2 separate regions of the Homo sapiens genome follow, and region 2 is linked to region 1. A link is an interaction called in ENCODE POLR2A ChIA-PET data of the cell type or tissue named here. Cell type or tissue: endothelial cell of umbilical vein. All regions are shown on one strand. Each heading gives the region's core, and the rest is flanking DNA. Links, peaks and the distances in the headings are about the cores only. Region 1 holds the start of DNAH17-AS1 (DNAH17 antisense RNA 1). Region 2 overlaps CYTH1 (cytohesin 1).

What was found. Peaks named below come from ENCODE experiments on the same cell type or tissue, not always from the same donor. Only the 100,000 strongest peaks of a DNase experiment are listed, where the experiment ranks them.
Region 2: POLR2A ChIA-PET joins it to region 1 with 5 read pairs; 2 of 35 experiments call an interaction of 5 or more read pairs at or near these places.

Annotation. Positions count from the first base shown.
Region 1 is chr17:78,483,942-78,488,941 of GRCh38, reverse strand. DNAH17 (dynein axonemal heavy chain 17) reads left to right here. Exons shown (of 81, transcript NM_173628.4): 45 at 2,436-2,718; 46 at 2,809-2,982; 47 at 3,185-3,392; 48 at 3,909-4,074. DNAH17-AS1 (DNAH17 antisense RNA 1) reads right to left here and starts at 4,032. Exons shown (of 6, transcript NR_102401.1): 1 at 3,780-4,032. RefSeq lists a silencer at 4,000-4,229 and enhancers at 4,300-4,349, 4,380-4,519. In endothelial cell of umbilical vein, for the core only: no CTCF peak of the experiment used is centred there; no DNase peak of the experiment used is centred there; H3K4me3 peaks cover 316 bases.
Region 2 is chr17:78,675,018-78,686,610 of GRCh38, reverse strand. CYTH1 (cytohesin 1) reads left to right here. Exons shown (of 14, transcript NM_004762.6): 12 at 5,569-5,640; 13 at 6,267-6,421; 14 at 10,442-11,593. The coding sequence ends at 10,520. Among named protein-coding and RNA genes, the nearest start is that of SCAT1, 49 kb to the right of the region's middle. RefSeq lists enhancers at 9,409-9,908, 9,909-10,410, 10,674-11,552. In endothelial cell of umbilical vein, for the core only: no CTCF peak of the experiment used is centred there; no DNase peak of the experiment used is centred there; H3K27ac peaks cover 1,426 bases.

The sequences.
Region 1 (5,000 bases), core at 1-5,000:
GAGGCTCTGCGGGAGAACCTGTCCCAGGCCTCTCTCCCAGCTCCTGGGGGCTCTCGGCGGTCCTTGGCATCCCTTGGCTTATGGACACACCCCTCCCATCTCCGCCTCTGTCTCCACGTGGCCTTCTCTGTATGTCTGTGTCCAAATTTCCCATTTGCTTATAAGGACACAGTCATTGGATTCAGGGTCCACCCTAAATCCAGGATGATCTTGTCTCAAGATCCTTGATGACATCTGCTAATGCCCTTTCTCCAAATCAGGGCACATTCTGGGTTCTGGGTGGACATTCTTTTGTAGCACCACCATCCTACCCACTGTACCATGTGTGGGAGTTTTCAGGGTAGGCAAAGACAATGTCCGGGGAACTGAAATGAAGCCTGGGTAGGAGCTGCTGAGACACGGGGACAGGAAAAAGACAGGATCGTGGAGTCCTCAGGGGGACACCCTATGGGAGCAGAGAAGAGGGAGCCAGAAACGAAGGCAGCGTGGGCCAAGGCAGGAACTGGACACCTCCAAGGAGTGACCTGGAGGAAGCAGGAGGAGGAGACCTGAGTATTGGCAGAGGAGAGAATGGAAATGGGCGAGAAGCAGACACAGGGTCCCCAGACAGCAGGAGCAGCCCTCCTATAGGCAACTGCCAGGGGCAGGGATGCCGGATGCACCCAGGATGGCCTTGGGGACAGGGCAAGAAGCCGTATGGACCAGAGGTGAGAAAGTCGGCCTGTCTCGCAAGCATGTGTCTCTCCTGGGGCCTGTGCTACGCATATCAGAGACAGCACACACACCGACCCGCACTCAGTGACTCCTACCAAGGCAGCATCACAAATTTTTGACACAAACATCTTCAAAGTAGAAGGCAGAAAGCAGCAGCCTCTGCGTAGATTTGCAAATCAATCTCCCCTACTGAAGACCAACTGGACTTGGAATTCAGTTCTTAGTTGCGACAGGCATGGAGACACCCTGATTCGCTTAGGGACATAGAAAGGTTTACTCTATTACGCTGGATAATACAGGGTGCTATGCGGCAAAGACGTTCAGCTCTTAATTCTCTCTTGTGATAGAGGTTCAGGAAGAAGCGGAGCTCCCCCAGAGCACACTCACAGAAGAGTGTGTGTCTGGCCAAGCACAGTGCCTCATGTCTGTAATCGCAGCACTTTGGGAAGCTGAGGCGGGCAGATCATCTAAGGTCAGGAGTTCAAGACCAGCCTGGCCAACGTGGCGAAACCCTGTCTCTACTAAAAATATGAAAATTAGCCAGGTGTGATGGTGCACGCCTGTGATCCCAGCTACTTGGAAGGCCGAAACAGGAGAATTGCTTGAACCCAGGAGGCAGAAGTTGCAGTGAGCCGAGATCGCACCCCTGCACTACAGAGCAAGACTCCATCTCAGAAGAAGAAAAAAAATGAGTCTCTGTCTAAAGAGGCACGTCTGCCGGTCAGCGCAGGGCAGGCTGGCTGTGTGTGTTAACAGGAGCTTCCTGCTTAGGCCCTGGGCATCCTGGAAATGATGCACGTGCTGAGCTCACTGGCACTCGAGGGGGCCAGGCACTAGTGATGCTTTCAGCAGATGCTGATTTGGCAACACTTACCCTGGACCAGGCCCCCTTCTCTGAGCTTTAAAAATATCAGCCCATGTAGTCCTTGGAAATGAGGGTCATGGAAACATCACCCCTGTTTACAGATGAGAAACCAGGGACTCAGGCATGTGCAGTAACCTGCCTAAAGCAGCAGCTGGCCATGGTAGAGCTGACTCAAGCCTGGGCAGTCAGGCCCCAGAGTCCACACCCCTCACCGCCGTGGTGGGCCACCTCCACACGAGCCACCCAGAGATGTCTGTGGCCAACAGTCTGGCACGGCTCTTCAAGGATTGCTGGTTGTATTGATTTGTACTCTTACACTGAACATGGCAAATTCAACTCAAACTAACTGAAGCTTAAAAAAAAAAAAAAAAAAAAAGCACCAAGGGGTGCTTCAGGCATGGCTGGATTCAGGAGTCCAGATGATGTAATGAAATGTCCCTGCTCCTATCCTTGTCTCTCCTTTCTGCTCCCTTACTGTCCCCACCTTCGTGCCCCCCACATGACATCATGAGATCTTTCTCCTTTTCTGTTCTGCCCCATCCACCAGCCCTTGGTATGTGCTTCCCGTGTGGTAGCAAGAATGGCTTCCAACTGTTCTAGACCTACAGCACCCCCATAGCTAGCAACCCCAGAGAGGGCACAGCCCCCACGACCCTGGCATCCTCCTCCGACCCTTTCAGGGCCTGCAACTGGCCCCTCTGGCACCCTCGTTTGGACCCATTGCCATGCAGGCATGGTGACCCTGAGGGCAGCCCCAGCAGAATTGGGTGGAGGTAGGGAGGGGCGTTTACCAAGGCAGGGACACTGGCAGACCCAGAGCAGCGGCTGTGTCATCGGCGCCTCCTGTCACCCCCAGGGTGGTGAGCAGCTGGATCGAGAGGCGCAAGGTGCAGTCGGAGAAGGCCAACCTGATGATCCTCTTTGACAAGTACCTGCCCACGTGCCTGGACAAGTTGCGCTTTGGGTTCAAGAAGATCACGCCAGTGCCGGAGATCACGGTGATCCAAACGATTCTGTACCTGCTGGAGTGCCTGCTCACGGAGAAGACCGTGCCCCCCGACTCCCCCAGGGAGCTGTACGAGCTGTACTTCGTGTTCACCTGCTTCTGGGCCTTCGGTGGCGCCATGTTCCAGGACCAGGTGATGCACCTGGGGGGCCCGGCCACCCACACAGGGTCTCTCAGCATCCTGCTTAGCTGGGCCCTGATTTTTACTTCTGTGTCTCAACAGCTTGTGGATTATCGAGTGGAGTTCAGTAAATGGTGGATCAACGAATTCAAGACTATCAAGTTCCCCTCGCAGGGAACGATTTTTGACTACTACATTGATCCTGACACAAAAAAGTTCCTGCCCTGGACAGATAAAGTGCCCTCCTTTGAGCTGGATCCCGATGTCCCACTGCAGGTAACTGTCCCCAAAGCAGGGCCACCGACTGGTGATTTAGAGGCAGGAATCGGTGCAGTACCCTCCACACGCCTGCACGGAATGTCCAAACACAACCGATTTTCAACATTAGGACCTGTTCGGTAGAACATGGCCTGCACACCCACGAGAGGCAGAAGTGTCTGAGAATCACAGCTCCCTCCCCTTCCCTCCCCTGCCCCAGGCCTCTTTGGTCCACACCACGGAAACCATCCGCATCCGCTACTTCATGGACCTGCTCATGGAGAAGTCCTGGCCGGTGATGCTGGTGGGGAACGCGGGGACGGGCAAGTCGGTGCTGATGGGGGACAAGCTGGAAAGCCTGAACACGGACAACTACCTGGTGCAGGCTGTGCCCTTCAACTTCTACACGACCTCAGCCATGCTGCAGGGTGAGGCTGGTCCGGCCACGCCCTGCCTACCCGGCTGCCCCCCGCCAGTCCCCGTTCCCTCCTGTCCCCTCTCACTGCAGGCCCAGGCACTCACTAGCCACTTTGCACCTCCTCACTTCCCATGCCCCACCCGCTGGCCTTTCCTTCCTGAGTCGGAGACAGAGGAGGAGCAGCCGGGACCCCTCTTTCTGGTGCTCCCTTGTGGGCATGGTGATGGGGTTTTGATGGCCAGTCGAGGCAGCAGGTCCCCCGGGAGTGTCTCAGCCAATCTAAGGCGACCCAAAGGTGACGGAGAGCAAGGTTCCTGCCACCCTCGCCTCTGATCGCTCTGTTTATTCCTGGGGCTGTACCCGGTGCCCCCTCAAGGGCCACTCCCAGGGCAGGTACCTTTGGTAAACTTGGATCCCAGCCAGGTCCCACCTTCTGTCCTCCGGGGAAGCAGGTAGCGCCCCTCCCTACCTAACAGGCTCTGGCTCAGGAGGCGCAGGCGGGCAGCTGACCCTCTGCCCTCTCTAGGGGTGCTGGAGAAGCCGCTGGAGAAGAAATCGGGGAGGAACTACGGGCCGCCAGGCACTAAGAAGCTCGTCTACTTCATCGACGACATGAACATGCCCGAGGTGGACAAGTATGGGACGGTGGCCCCGCACACCCTCATCCGGCAGCACATGGACCACCGGCACTGGTTAGACGGGGCGGGGCCGGAGGGGAAGGCGTGGCCCCGGGGCGGTGAGGGCGGGGCCAGGGCGGGGCGCAGGAAGAGGCGGAGCCCCAGGGCAGTAGGGCAGGACTGGTGTGGGGCGGTGGGGGGGGTGCTGCAACGTGGGTAGGGAGACACGGGTCGTAGCTGGGCCCCCAAGTTTGTGGGGCCACAAGGCATTGAGGTAGGGCCAGGGTAGGGGAGAGGTTCTATCAGTTTCGTCCATCACCCATTTCACAAACATGCAGCAGTGGCCTAGAGCCCCCGCGGAGGGGGGGATCCTCCTTCCCCCCTTCCACCGAGGTGTCTGTCCCGCCGGGAGAGGAAGAAGCACATTACCCGGTAAAGGAAGAGCCCTGAGGAAAACCCCCAGTGCAGTCACAGAGGAGCCTCCCAGCTGGGAGCCCCAGCAGAGAGATGCCCCTGGGGAGATGGTGCACAGCTGGAAGCTGGCAGCAGTGTCCTGCTGGCTGTGGGACCTTAGAGGGAGAGCATTCTGGGTGGAGAGATTGCCACGTGTAAATGCCCTGCCACACGTGAAGAAGCCCAGGAAGGCCGGTGTGGCAAGGATGTGAGAGCCAGAGGCAGAGGGTGCCCAGGGCAGCTGCAGCCAGAATCCCAGGGCCTCGGGACAGAGTGCAGATTTTCTCCTAACGGCACCGAGAAACCAAAGGTGGCACGTTTAGGTTTGCAGTTTGGAAAGATGAGAACATTCAGTTCAGTTGTCTTTTTTTTTTTTTTTTTTTTTTTTTTTTTTGAGGAGAAATCTCGCTCTGTCTCTCAGGCTGGAGTGCAATGGCTCGATCTTGGCTTACTGCAACCTCCGCCTCCTGGGTTCAAGGAATTCTCCTTCCTCAGCCTCCTGAGTAGCTGGTAATACAGGTGCCCACCACCACGCCGGCTAATTTTTG
Region 2 (11,593 bases), core at 3,268-8,267, 190 kb before region 1:
ATCCGAGAGGAAAGACCAGAACTCGGGGAGTATCTTCGATGAGCTCTCCCACCACTCACCATTCTCTACGAGACTGCATAATATGCTAGAATGCAGAACACCTGGCCGCCCACCACAGGTCAGGGTAAGTGGTTAGGGGGACACAAGCAGATCAGAGATTCACAGGAGGAGAACCAGGGGTCACTCACAGATTTACCAGAGCCAGCTGGAAGGCCAGAAAAGCAAGGTTTCCGTCTTCAAACAAGTGAGAACCCAAGCAATAGCATATACTTACAGTGCAACCATTAATATATAATCATAGAATTATAACTTATTTATTCTTAAAGGTAAGTTAAAACTTTAAGGAGTGGAACAAATTAGCTGAAAATATAATCATGTCCTATAAATATAATGTCTTAAACGCTTGAGCCAATCACAGAGATTATATCTGAAAAAGACAAGTATTAAAACAATGAGAGAAAAGCTAGCAGATGCAGAGAACAGAAGACGATCCCAATAATACCAGAGTAATTGGTGTCTGCAGAATCAAAGATACAGTGTGGCATGAGGTGATTTCCCTGAGAAAGAGGAAAAAGCCCTGAATCTGCAAATCAAAGAAGACACCGTATTTCAGGAAACTGTTACAGAAAGGGTCGCTCCAAAGCCTGGCCCCTTAGACCATTGAACTTGGAGCCAAGTGTCTGGTCGTTCTGTTGGAAAAAGCAGATCATCTCCAGCAGCTTTTAGTCCCAGAAATTAAAGTATCAAGGTCTGCACAGTTTTGAAGAGAAGAATGACCCAAGACCCTTTATCCAGCCACGTTATTGTTTAAGTAAAGCACAGCTGGCCGCACTCTCCTGAAGAAAACATGTGAAATGCGGCACTTTGGAACCTTCTTGAAAAAAAAATTGCTTGACAGTAACATCCAGCACGTAAGAGAATGAATCACAAGAAAGGCCCTGGGAAGTAAAAGACTGGTAGTGAGCATTGAACTATTCATTTAAATACAGAACTAATACTTAAATATACAACTAATACTAAAATATGCTTAAGTTCAGAATACGAAAATATACTTAAGTATGGAACTAATACCAAAATATACTTAAGTATAGAACTAATAGCTAAATATACTCATATAGAAGTAATAGCTAAATAAACTTAAATATAGAGCTAATACTAAAATATGCTTAAATATAAAACAAATACTAATTAACCAGAAATTGTGGCTGCAGGACGTACCATGAATGTTATAAACCTGGACAATGTAAAAGTGAAATAATAAAAATCAGGAGGTGGGAGGAGGAACAATGTGAAGAATTAGAAGATTTTGTACTTTTTAAAATGCAGAGTCAAGAAATATTGTTAAAATGGAAGCATGTTGTATTTTTTAAAAGAATAAGTAAAACCTTTTTTTTTTTTTTTTTTTTTGAGACAGAGTCTTGCTCTGTCACCCAGGCTGGAGTCCAGTGGCACGATCTTGCAGTGGCTCACTGCAACCTCCGCCTCCCGGATTCAAGAAATTCTCCTGCCTCATCCTCCTGAGTAGCTGGGATTACAGGCACGTGCCACCACATGCGGCTAATTTTTGTATTTTTAGTAGAGATGGGGTTTCACCATGTTGGTCAGGCTGGTCTCAAACTCCTGACCTCGTGATCTGCCCGCCTCAGCCTCCCAAAGTGCTGGGATTACAGGCGTGAGCCACCATGCCTGGTCAGACCTCTTAATGTTTTCATAAACTTCTTTGTCTTAACTTGAATAAGGTTATTTCAGGAACTCTTGTGGTAAAGAAACATTTACTTTGAAGTTCAACAATTCTTCAGTTTCTGCTTCCTTTTTTCCCCCTGTTAAATTCTAAACAATTAAAATAGAATGTGTTTTATGAAAATAATACCACTCGAAATATCCCATTTTCATAAAACCTGTTTTTCTCCATCTCTCTGCACACACACAAAATATCTTCACCTAATGTCAGCAATGATAATTTAGGAGTGATTGGATTTGGAGTATTTTTAAACCTTTCACCTGTATTCTTTTCTACAATATTTAGTTCTTTATAATAAGCAATTCGTATTTTTACAGCAACAGTGATTGTTCTTAAAGACAAATTTAAAAAGCCAAAGACGTTGGCCTCGGTTATTTCCCTCTTCACAGGGGAAGGGAGTGGTTATTGGGCACACACAAGTCATCACTGAGGGGTGCAGCCTGCCTGTTATTAGGCCTGCCAGAGTCCAGTGAAAGTTCTAGGCAGGGGCCTTTTTAATATTTGGGATTTTACATTGCTGCCCAGCAGCTTAACGTTTAGTTGTTTCCATCAGTGGTTCTCATTCTTCTTTCACTCCAGCACTGAGGGATAGCGTGAGCACCTGTCTGCGATGCTGGCTCACTCAAGCCAATTCTCAAGTGGCAGGATGAGTGTGCTGAGAAGAGCGAGGAGGGCCACGCTCTGCAGGATGGAGCAGGAAAGAGGGGGGGCCAGGAAGGATACCAGAATCCCCAGTGGGTTCTCCCGGTGACCAGGAGGGTCTTCTTATAACCTGGTCCCCACTCCCAGGCTGAAGAGCATGGGTGTAAATCATCTTGGTTTAAAATCATATTCCATCAAGAATGTGCATCATGCATATGTAACCTGGATGCCGCAGGCCTCACCAGTCAAAGAGTATACATTATGTCACATACTTATTGAGGTCCAAAGTGTGATTACTCTTAGACCACCCACCTGCTCGCCTGGTGATGCCTCAACCCAGTTAACCCAGCGGAATCCTCAAAAGGTGCAGGCACCAATTAAACCCTAGAAGTGAGAATGGGGAGGGTAAAAACCAGAAGCAGAATTGGCTGAGAACTGTTTAGGAAACAGACCAGCTGTTGCCCTCACCTCATGCCCCTGAGGGCCTGTCCCCACCACCCAGGCAGAAGTCTGAGTGCTCGCTCACAGGAGAGACTGACCAAGCATTTCTGGATGAGGGACTCTAGGCCCAGTTGAAGGTGGGGGCATTTTCCCCAGACAGGAGTGTGGGGTAAATGCAGCCTTCTCGAATGCTGAGGACTTCTCCCACCCCCAGCTTCTCCTCACTCAGCTCTCAGAACCACAGGTAGCCAGGTCTGTAGCTTGCAGACAGAGTGGGAAACTTCTCTGCCCAAGAAGAGATGCGTGAGGTTATTTAGTCAGATTCCCCAGCAGACAGCCTAGTGAGAGGGCCCTTGTAGATGGTCACAGTGCACAGGCTTCAGGTCCCAGTCAGCTCTTAGTCTTCCACTCTTCAAATGGGACAACCAAGGAGTCCCAGATACCTGAGGAATTCCTGCCGGCTGAGAGCAGGTAGAGACCAAAGCAGCCGAACAGCCAAAGAGCAACTTGGATGAGAGAGAGGGAGGGGTCCAGGAAGAAGAAGGGTCCACCACCAGCTGTGAAGAGACTCAGCCGTCTCAGGTGACATCACAGCTGCGAAACAAGAACAGGATCCTGTATGAAGCCACGGAACAAAAATAATAAAAAAAAATCCTCCTGGAAATTCAAAGCATGGTAGAAGTGAAAACTCAATGGAAAAGTTGGAAGAAAAGCATTAAGAAAATCTCCCAGAAAGAATAAAAAGGCAGAGGGAAAATAATAAAGGAAAGACTTTTATTTTCCAAAGAAGAACTAGTCCAGGAGGTCTAGCATGTTCCAGAGAAGCTGAGAAAACAAAGAGGGGGTAACCCTTGACAAAATAATTTTTTTAAACCTCCCCCAAACGATGGATGTGTTTCCAGGTTGGAAGGCTTACTGAATACCCTGCATGATGACTGAAAATGAATGCACGCCAAGGCTGCCTCCTTAGGGGGCCTCAGAACACTGAGGACACAGAGGACGGCAGTCGTGTGCAAAGCACCAGCAACCAGAACAGCTTTGTGTAGGGTGATATTGAATGCTGAAGGCAGGAATGCTGGGCTTCCCAGTCTTGGAGGAGGGTCACGTCCAGCCTAGACTGTTAGGCACAGCCAGATAGCAGCCAGGTGTGAGGGTCCAATAGAAACATTCTTAGCCAAGTGAGATTTCAGAAATGTTACCACCCACACACCCTTTCTCAGGATGCTGGTGGAGGACAAAGGCCTTGGCTGTAGGAAACCAGAGATCTTGAAACCTCTTGTTTCAAGAGAGGAGGGAAGAGTGCTCTGGAATGGAGAGTGCTGAGGTTAAGGATGAAGCAGTTTACCGAGTATCAAGGCAACCAGTCCAGACTGGAACAGGTTTCAGAGGCTCCAGGAAGGATTACTTCAAGAAATGAAAATTAATAGGATGCCTGATACAAATTAGCATTAGCAAGGAGATTTTGATAAGAGGTTAACCATTTGCAATTGGTTTTGGTGGTAAGGTCACAGAAATATAAATCAAAGGAACAACCCACTTCTCCACCCTCCATAATTTTGGTTCCAGTGGGGAAGGAAGCTTTTCAGGAAGGAAAAAATTAGGAAGTTCACTATATGGCACAGGTCGGAAGAGAAACGTGGTGTTAATGAAGACACTGTGTATAGCCCTACCTCAGATGACCAGATAGTTATTTTAGGAGGACGGGGAATATGAATATGCCCGGGTAAGAGGAGCTCAGTCCTCTTCTGTAGATAACATCTAAAATCAAGCAGTCAAAAGGCAGTTCTAATATGGTATTTTGGAGATGTGTGAGATACAGAGGTAAAGACCAAGCAGGTTGGCTTGAAGAAGTTGGAAATAGTTGCTAGCCAGGATGGGGAAATGGCTGAAAGACTCTTTTTCGCTTTTAGAGAACTCATAGAACTGGTTGGTTTTTTTTTTTTTTTTTTGAGACAGAGTCTTGCTCTGTCACCCAGGCTGGAGTGCAGTGGCGCTATCTGGGCCCACTGCAGGCTCCGTCTCCTGGGTTCACACCATTCTCCTGGCCAAATATAAAGACTTTAACAGTGCTAGGACTTGGCCATGGGTTGGCTGGATATCAGGGGACTGTGAAACTGCCGTCAGGCGTGTGCTGGAAGTGTCTGCGGTGCCGTGCCCTCTGTAGATGAGATGGGACTAGTTGGCGGGTGCAGCTCTGTTCTGGACAGGAGTCAAGGTGCCTTTGGAAATCCAGGTGGAGTTGTCAGGATGGCAGTGTCTCTGAGGATTGTACTGTCTGGCGGTGGGGCGATGGACAGAGGCAGTGAGTGGTTAATGGTCAGACCCACAGCTGCAGTCCCAGGCATCGGGGCGCTAGGGTGAAACTAGGAAAGGCTTCCTGGAGTTGTTGCCCCAGAACTGAGGCTTCAGAGGTGAGTGGGAGAGCCAGGCAAAGGGAAGAGGGAAAGGGGCCCGCACACTCCCTGCTTGAGGACCGTGCCCGGGTCACTGCCGGCCACACTCTCACGGTGTCTGTTGAATCTTCTGGTCTTTCTACTCGCGGAGGACTTAGCAGTTATATTGACAATCCTCAGACATTTTTGGTGTTATTCTTGTTTAGAATGTAAGGAGTTCCCTCAGGCTGATTTATGAACTTCATGTCCTGGGAGAAAGCAGGAAAGTTCGGCTGAGTCACCGGCGAGGAATCTGACAGTGTGTGTCCTTAAACTGTGATCTTAAACTTCCTCTCTTCAACTGTTCTGTAGGATAAGGAGCCCCGTGGAATCATCCCTTTAGAGAATCTGAGTATCCGGGAAGTGGAGGACTCCAAAAAACCAGTGAGTATTTTTGCTGAGATATTTTGAGGGGAGAAAGGGGATGGGCATTTCAAAGATTTTTTTTAAAAAACTCAAAACCAAAAAACTGAAAAGCGTGATCAGGCTTTTATTTAGTCTAATTTTTTATTATATTGTTCAAGCCAAAGATGAGACTCGAAATCACTTCTTCCTGTGCCGTCTGTCTGCTTTATCGTTTCACTTAGTGAATGTCACATGGGGTGTAGAAGTTGCCCCTCCTGCAATGGCAGCGGCAAGCACGCAGGAGTGGGCTATGTAGTTTATACCCTTGGGACACCTCCCGTTTAGTTTTCCTTTGTTTTGGGCTGTCAGGATGTTACTGGCTTGAAGTTAAAGTCGTGAGTCACCTGCAGTTCTCTCCGCATTTTACGTACATTGCAAGTGGGGCCAGCTTATATCAGGCCGGTGTGTTTGCAAACGAGACTGACTTCTATACAATTTACAGTCTCTAGAATTCCGCTTCTAGGCTTCACTTTTCCACAGGAAAATATGTATTCCTTGTATTTTGTGAAGGTCAGAAGAAAGGGGTTTTGGGGAAAGAAATCAGCATGTTTCTCAGTTAACAGCTTCCTTTGCTCCACTCTCTCCCTCTCTGTTTTGATTCTCAGAACTGCTTTGAGCTTTATATCCCCGACAATAAAGACCAAGTTATCAAGGCCTGCAAGACCGAGGCTGACGGGCGGGTGGTGGAGGGGAACCACACTGTTTACCGGATCTCAGCTCCGACGCCCGAGGAGAAGGAGGAGTGGATTAAGTGCATTAAGTAAGTGACTGCTGAGAAAGGGCAGTGCGCGCCTGGTGCAGCCCTCACCTCACCAGGTGTTGATCATCTTAGTGGTTAAACATGCCGCCCGCATCTCTTCTGTGCTCCAAGTTCTTAGGGAAGCTTCGTCCTGGTTCCCAGCTGACGGCTTCCCAGGAGGCCTTTGGATTCTTGGCTATTATAGCATATGTAAGAGAGCACGTCCCATCTGGGTTCCCCACGTGTCCTCATAGACCCAAAATAGGAAGAGGCGAGTGAGCTACCCACACAGATGCCATCTGCTCAACTGGTCTTTCTGTGTCTGACGAAGCCGCTCTCATTCTCATAGTGACAGCTCAGAGGAGATAGTAGTCATGTTCTGTAATTTGTGAATCCTGTGAGACACCATTTTCCTAGCTACAGATGAGGAAACTGAGGCCCATAGAGGTTAAGAAATTTGCTGGAAGTCACATACCGTGATCCAAGGTCCGGGAGGAGGGAGAAGCTTCCTCAGGGTTCCACAGCTAAGAAGTGGAGCTCCCAAGTCCAGGCCTCTGACTCCTACCTCTCGGCTCTGTTGGCTCCACTGGGCCACGCCATGTAAGGTCTATCACGGGGCTGGAAATTTCCTCATGTGACAAGTATCTGGAAACATGGCTTTCTAAAGTCAGTTGGCTTCTCTTGCTTAATGTTCTTCCCTGGGACTTGGTCTGCCTGGCTCTCCCTCCAGTCCCTGTGCGAGGGTCAGCAGTGAGCATTCTGACTTTGCCTTCTCTCAGTGATGCTTTCTCCTCCCTCCAGTCCCTGTGCGAGGGTCAGCAGTGAGCATTCTGACTTTGCCTTCTCTCAGTGATCCTTTCTCCTAAGAGCACAGCCTTGCCCTCTCCCTCCTGGTGCTTCATCCATGAGAGTTCACCTAGCTGTTTTCCTGAGAAAGACTCCTCAGCTGCCTGTGTGACTTCACCTGGAAGACAGGGAGAATGTGCCCACAGGTGACTGCGAAGGTCCCTGTAAGTCCTCTGTGTACTGTGTGACGGGCTTTCTCCCACCCAGGCTACAGCCCCGTTCCCGAGGGTGTGCAATATCCTCTAGCCTTTGTTTTATCTTTTGGTATTTCTACTCAGACCAGTGTAGGTTTTGGCCCAAGCTAAATACCTTAAAACTGACTGAAGATGGAGATGATGTGATGATGGAGGGAAAGGAATAGATGATTTATCCTCTCAAAAGTAATCTGAAAATTCATGCAATGAAAACAGACAGGAACCAGCTGGAGAGAGGATGGATTTGGCGCCAGGTCACGCTGCGCTGAGACTCCTCGCTCTGTCTCTCTGAGCGCAGTGCCTGGTAGGTGGGTAACCTACCTCTTCTGTGTGATAGAGGTCATTTCTGCCTCATGGGGCTCTTTTGAGGATTAAATGAGATTGTGTAGTGGGCATGGGGTTTGGCAGCTTCCCTGGCATGACAGCCATCATGGGAAGTGTGGCCCTGAGCGGGGGCCAGCCCACCCTCCATTGAGCAGACGCGGTGCCACGGTGTTTTCAGAGTCCCCTACCAGTAATGGCACCAGCCCTGTGTTCTGGGGAAGAAAACAGCAGTGTTGTGGGGGACCGGTATCCTTTTTTTTAACATACTGAAAAAAAAATTTATTGAATCATTATGAAATGTATTTTTTATATAAGATTTGAAGTAAGGGTTTAAGTTTGTTCTCATGAATGAATAGCTGATGGTCCGGACACCATTTATGGATTCATTGGCATCGCCCCCACTGACTTCATATGCTCTCCTTAGAGTGTACCCAGCTCCCCCACCACGCTTCATGCACCTGTTGCTCCACCGCGCCTCCCAGCGTGAGCGCCGCCCGCCCCTCCCCCTGTGGCATCGTGGTGTCCTTTGACTGTGCTGGCTGGCGAGTTCCCTGTCCTCCCTCACTGGTCTTTCAAAACAGTTTTGGCTGGTTTTGTACATGTGTCTTTCATATGGTTTTTACTTCTATAGTCAGAAAAACTAAGCATTTTTCAAAGTCACATTTAGAATCATTCAATCCTTTCATGAGCGTGAGTGCCAAGTTCTCCTGTGGGCTTGCTGGACTCCTCTGCTCTGTCCCGGAGCGGGCTGGCCTCAGCCTCGGGATCTGCAGACACCCCCTTTGGCACTCTGCAGGCACACTGTCCTCAAACCTTCTTGCACCCAGTGCGAGGTGGGACCATTAGGATTATCCCCATTTCACAGATGAGGGACACTGAGGCACAGCAAAGTTGAGTAAGTTGTCCAAAACCCCACAGAGGTGGAGCTGGTCCTCAAACCTGAGCAGTGTGACTCATGCAGCTGCACTGGTAACCACCGTGCAGCCTCAGCTGTCCTTGGCCCTAGATACTCCTCCCAGTGGAAACATTGGTGACAACAGGAGCAGGAAGATGATCTGGCTGGTGGATGCCTCCTCCCCAGTATTGCCAGAAAGGCTTTCGAGGTCAAGTTCAGGACGTGTTTTCCTCTCACGAAGTGCTTTTCCTGGAGTTCCCAGCACCCTCAGTTCTAGTGCCCCTGCGTGTGGGTGGTCCCAGCATTCGGTTCTGTAGAATCAGGTGTGTTCTCTAATGCTGGGACTTTCTTCACGCTGTACCCAGAGGTACAGCAGTAGAACTGCGTGTCAGCGGTAACAGCGGCTGCCATCGAGTGTGTCGGCTAGGCGCTGAGATGTGCTCTTTGAATATGGGATCTCTTTTTGACTCTCCGGAACCCAGGGAGGTGGAGGTGGGGCATCTCCAGCTTGCATGTGAGGAAGCGGGAGTTGAGAAGCAGCAGGCAGGGCCAGGCAGGGCCGGGCCTGGGGCCTGGTGTCCGACCGCAGCCCAGCCCCCCTCATCGCCTGACACTCTGCCTCTGCACACAGGGCAGTGCCACACGCACCTCTCTGCAGAACCCCCCAGCTTACCCGAAAGGGTTGGCCTACCCAGGAAGCCAAGGGAGATTCACCCCAACACCTCCAAACATGAAAGCAGGTGTCCCGGCCGCCAGATTCCCTCGTGAAAGCACTTCAGGTGGTCAGACCGCTTCCCAGTGAGATCCCATCGGGACATGTTTCTAGTGCTCTTCAGTTCCTAGCATTCCCCGGGGAGCTGCGGAAGCATTTTCTCATGGACACACTGTCTCTTGTGAATAGGTTCCAGGTCAGCCCAGGAGAGCCATAGCAGCTGCTGGTGCCACCGTTCAGCAGGGGTGAGTGCCCTGCCTGCAGTCAGGAGGCTTGTGCCCGAGCTCTGGAACAAATCATCACTTAGGATACAGCTTCCCTGGAAAGAAATTAAGTGTCAGGACTTTTAGACCATAAGTTGCTTGAAAGTCGAGAATGGCAGACATAGGGTTGTGGTGTTGCCAGTCCACTGCAGGTGCTCCAGCCCGCGGCGCGGCCTGCGCTGCTGTCTTTGAGGCTGTAGCACAAGCATGAGCTCGGGCCCCCTCCCTGTGCACCGGAGACCCAGCCAGGTCCAGCCGGTCTGTCCATGGTGCCCCACCAGCAGCATCGTGCTGGGCAGTGCCGCCTGCAGAGTCATGGAGCCTTAGTTACTGAGCAGGTGCACGTGGGGGGCTTGGAAGGCCCCACTGCATTACCATGCCAGCTATCACACACCCCGTGCCAGAGGACTGCATGTGACACGGCTTGATTACGTGGCACTCGCTGCTGCAAAGCAAAGTCAGATGTCATCATGGAAACTCAAGCACCAGTCTTTTTCTCTGAATTGGAATATAGCTGTAAGAATGTGGTATGATTCTGTTCCTAAATGTGAATTGATTATTATGTTGAAACAGGTAAAAACCCCAAAATTTTCTTGTCACGTGTTCCTGTGTCTCTTTCGAAGTGTGTCACCTTAGGTCACTGTGTGGACACAGCAAGGGTGGAGGACGCTAACTTGGCCTTTGCAGTGATGGTGGGGTGGGACAGGTGTTCTGGGGCACGAGGGGCCCCTGAGAATCCCCTGCCTGGGTGTGTTTCTTCTGATTCTGTCCCTCACGTCTCTGTTTTCTCCCTTTTCTGTGCTCCAGAGCAGCCATCAGCAGGGACCCTTTCTACGAAATGCTCGCAGCACGGAAAAAGAAGGTCTCCTCCACGAAGCGACACTGAGCGTGCAGCCAAGGGCGTTGGTCTGCGGGGGCCTTGGAGCTCCTGCTCTTCTCCCGCACCTCCATGGATGCACTGCTGCCGAGCAGAGCGTCCTCTGCCAGGCCCCGCCCTGGATTCCTAGAGACTAGCTTCAGCTTTTGCTATTTTTTTTAAGTGGGAGAAGGGTGGGCAGTTATCACTGGGGAAGAGAGGACCGGCCACCTGTCCAGCATGGGCTCCAGAGCCTTCCTCTCTCACAGGGCAGAGCTCTTGTCGGCAGGGCAGCCTCCTGGCCAGTTTCTCTGCTCAGTGTTCTGGTAGCAGAGCTCAGAGCCAACTGTTTACCTCTTGGTTGTCCCCGTGAAGAAGCCTTCAAACCCTGCACCATAAATACATGTGTCCATATATTATTATATGTTAAGAGAAAAAGGTGGAAAGGAAGAGAAGCCACATACTATAAAGATCTATTTTTTTTTTTTTAAGAGAGAACGTAGGGCTGTTCAGGTGCATTCTGCCCTGGCTGCGCTGGGGAGCTTCTCCCTGGAGAAGAGCACCTGGGGCTGCGGCCAAGGGGCATCAGCCTGGGCCCGCGGCAGGGCCTGGCCTGCCTCTCCTGTGCTGTGGGAGCTCGCTGCCTGGTGCTTGTCTGGGCGAGATGGACAGGTGAGGTCGAGGACGCAGAGGGCAGAGGCCCAGTGGAGCCTCAGACGGCACAGTCAGAGTCGGGGGCCTGCCCTGGCCGGGGTCGCAGTCGGCAGCAGCGTGCAGTCCGGCATCTCCCGCGGATGCTTTTCCATCCCAAGTGCCTGCGGAGCGCCGAGGAGAGGAGAGAGCTGACTGGACGCTTACGTTATTTTCCTCCTTCAGAATCCAAGTTCTTGTTGGGCTTTAAAGTAGAAAGTCAGCATTTTCCTTGAGCTAAATACCTAATAACCAAAACTGTGAGGAAGGTTATCGGGACAGAGGTTCCGGATAACCTGTTTCATTTTGGGTTTTCTTCCTCTTCCCCAGACTCCAGTCCTCGTTCTAGAGGAAGGAGTAGGACTTCCCCGATCCCCGTAGGGCTTCAGCTTTTTCTGCCTCAAAACCAGCCC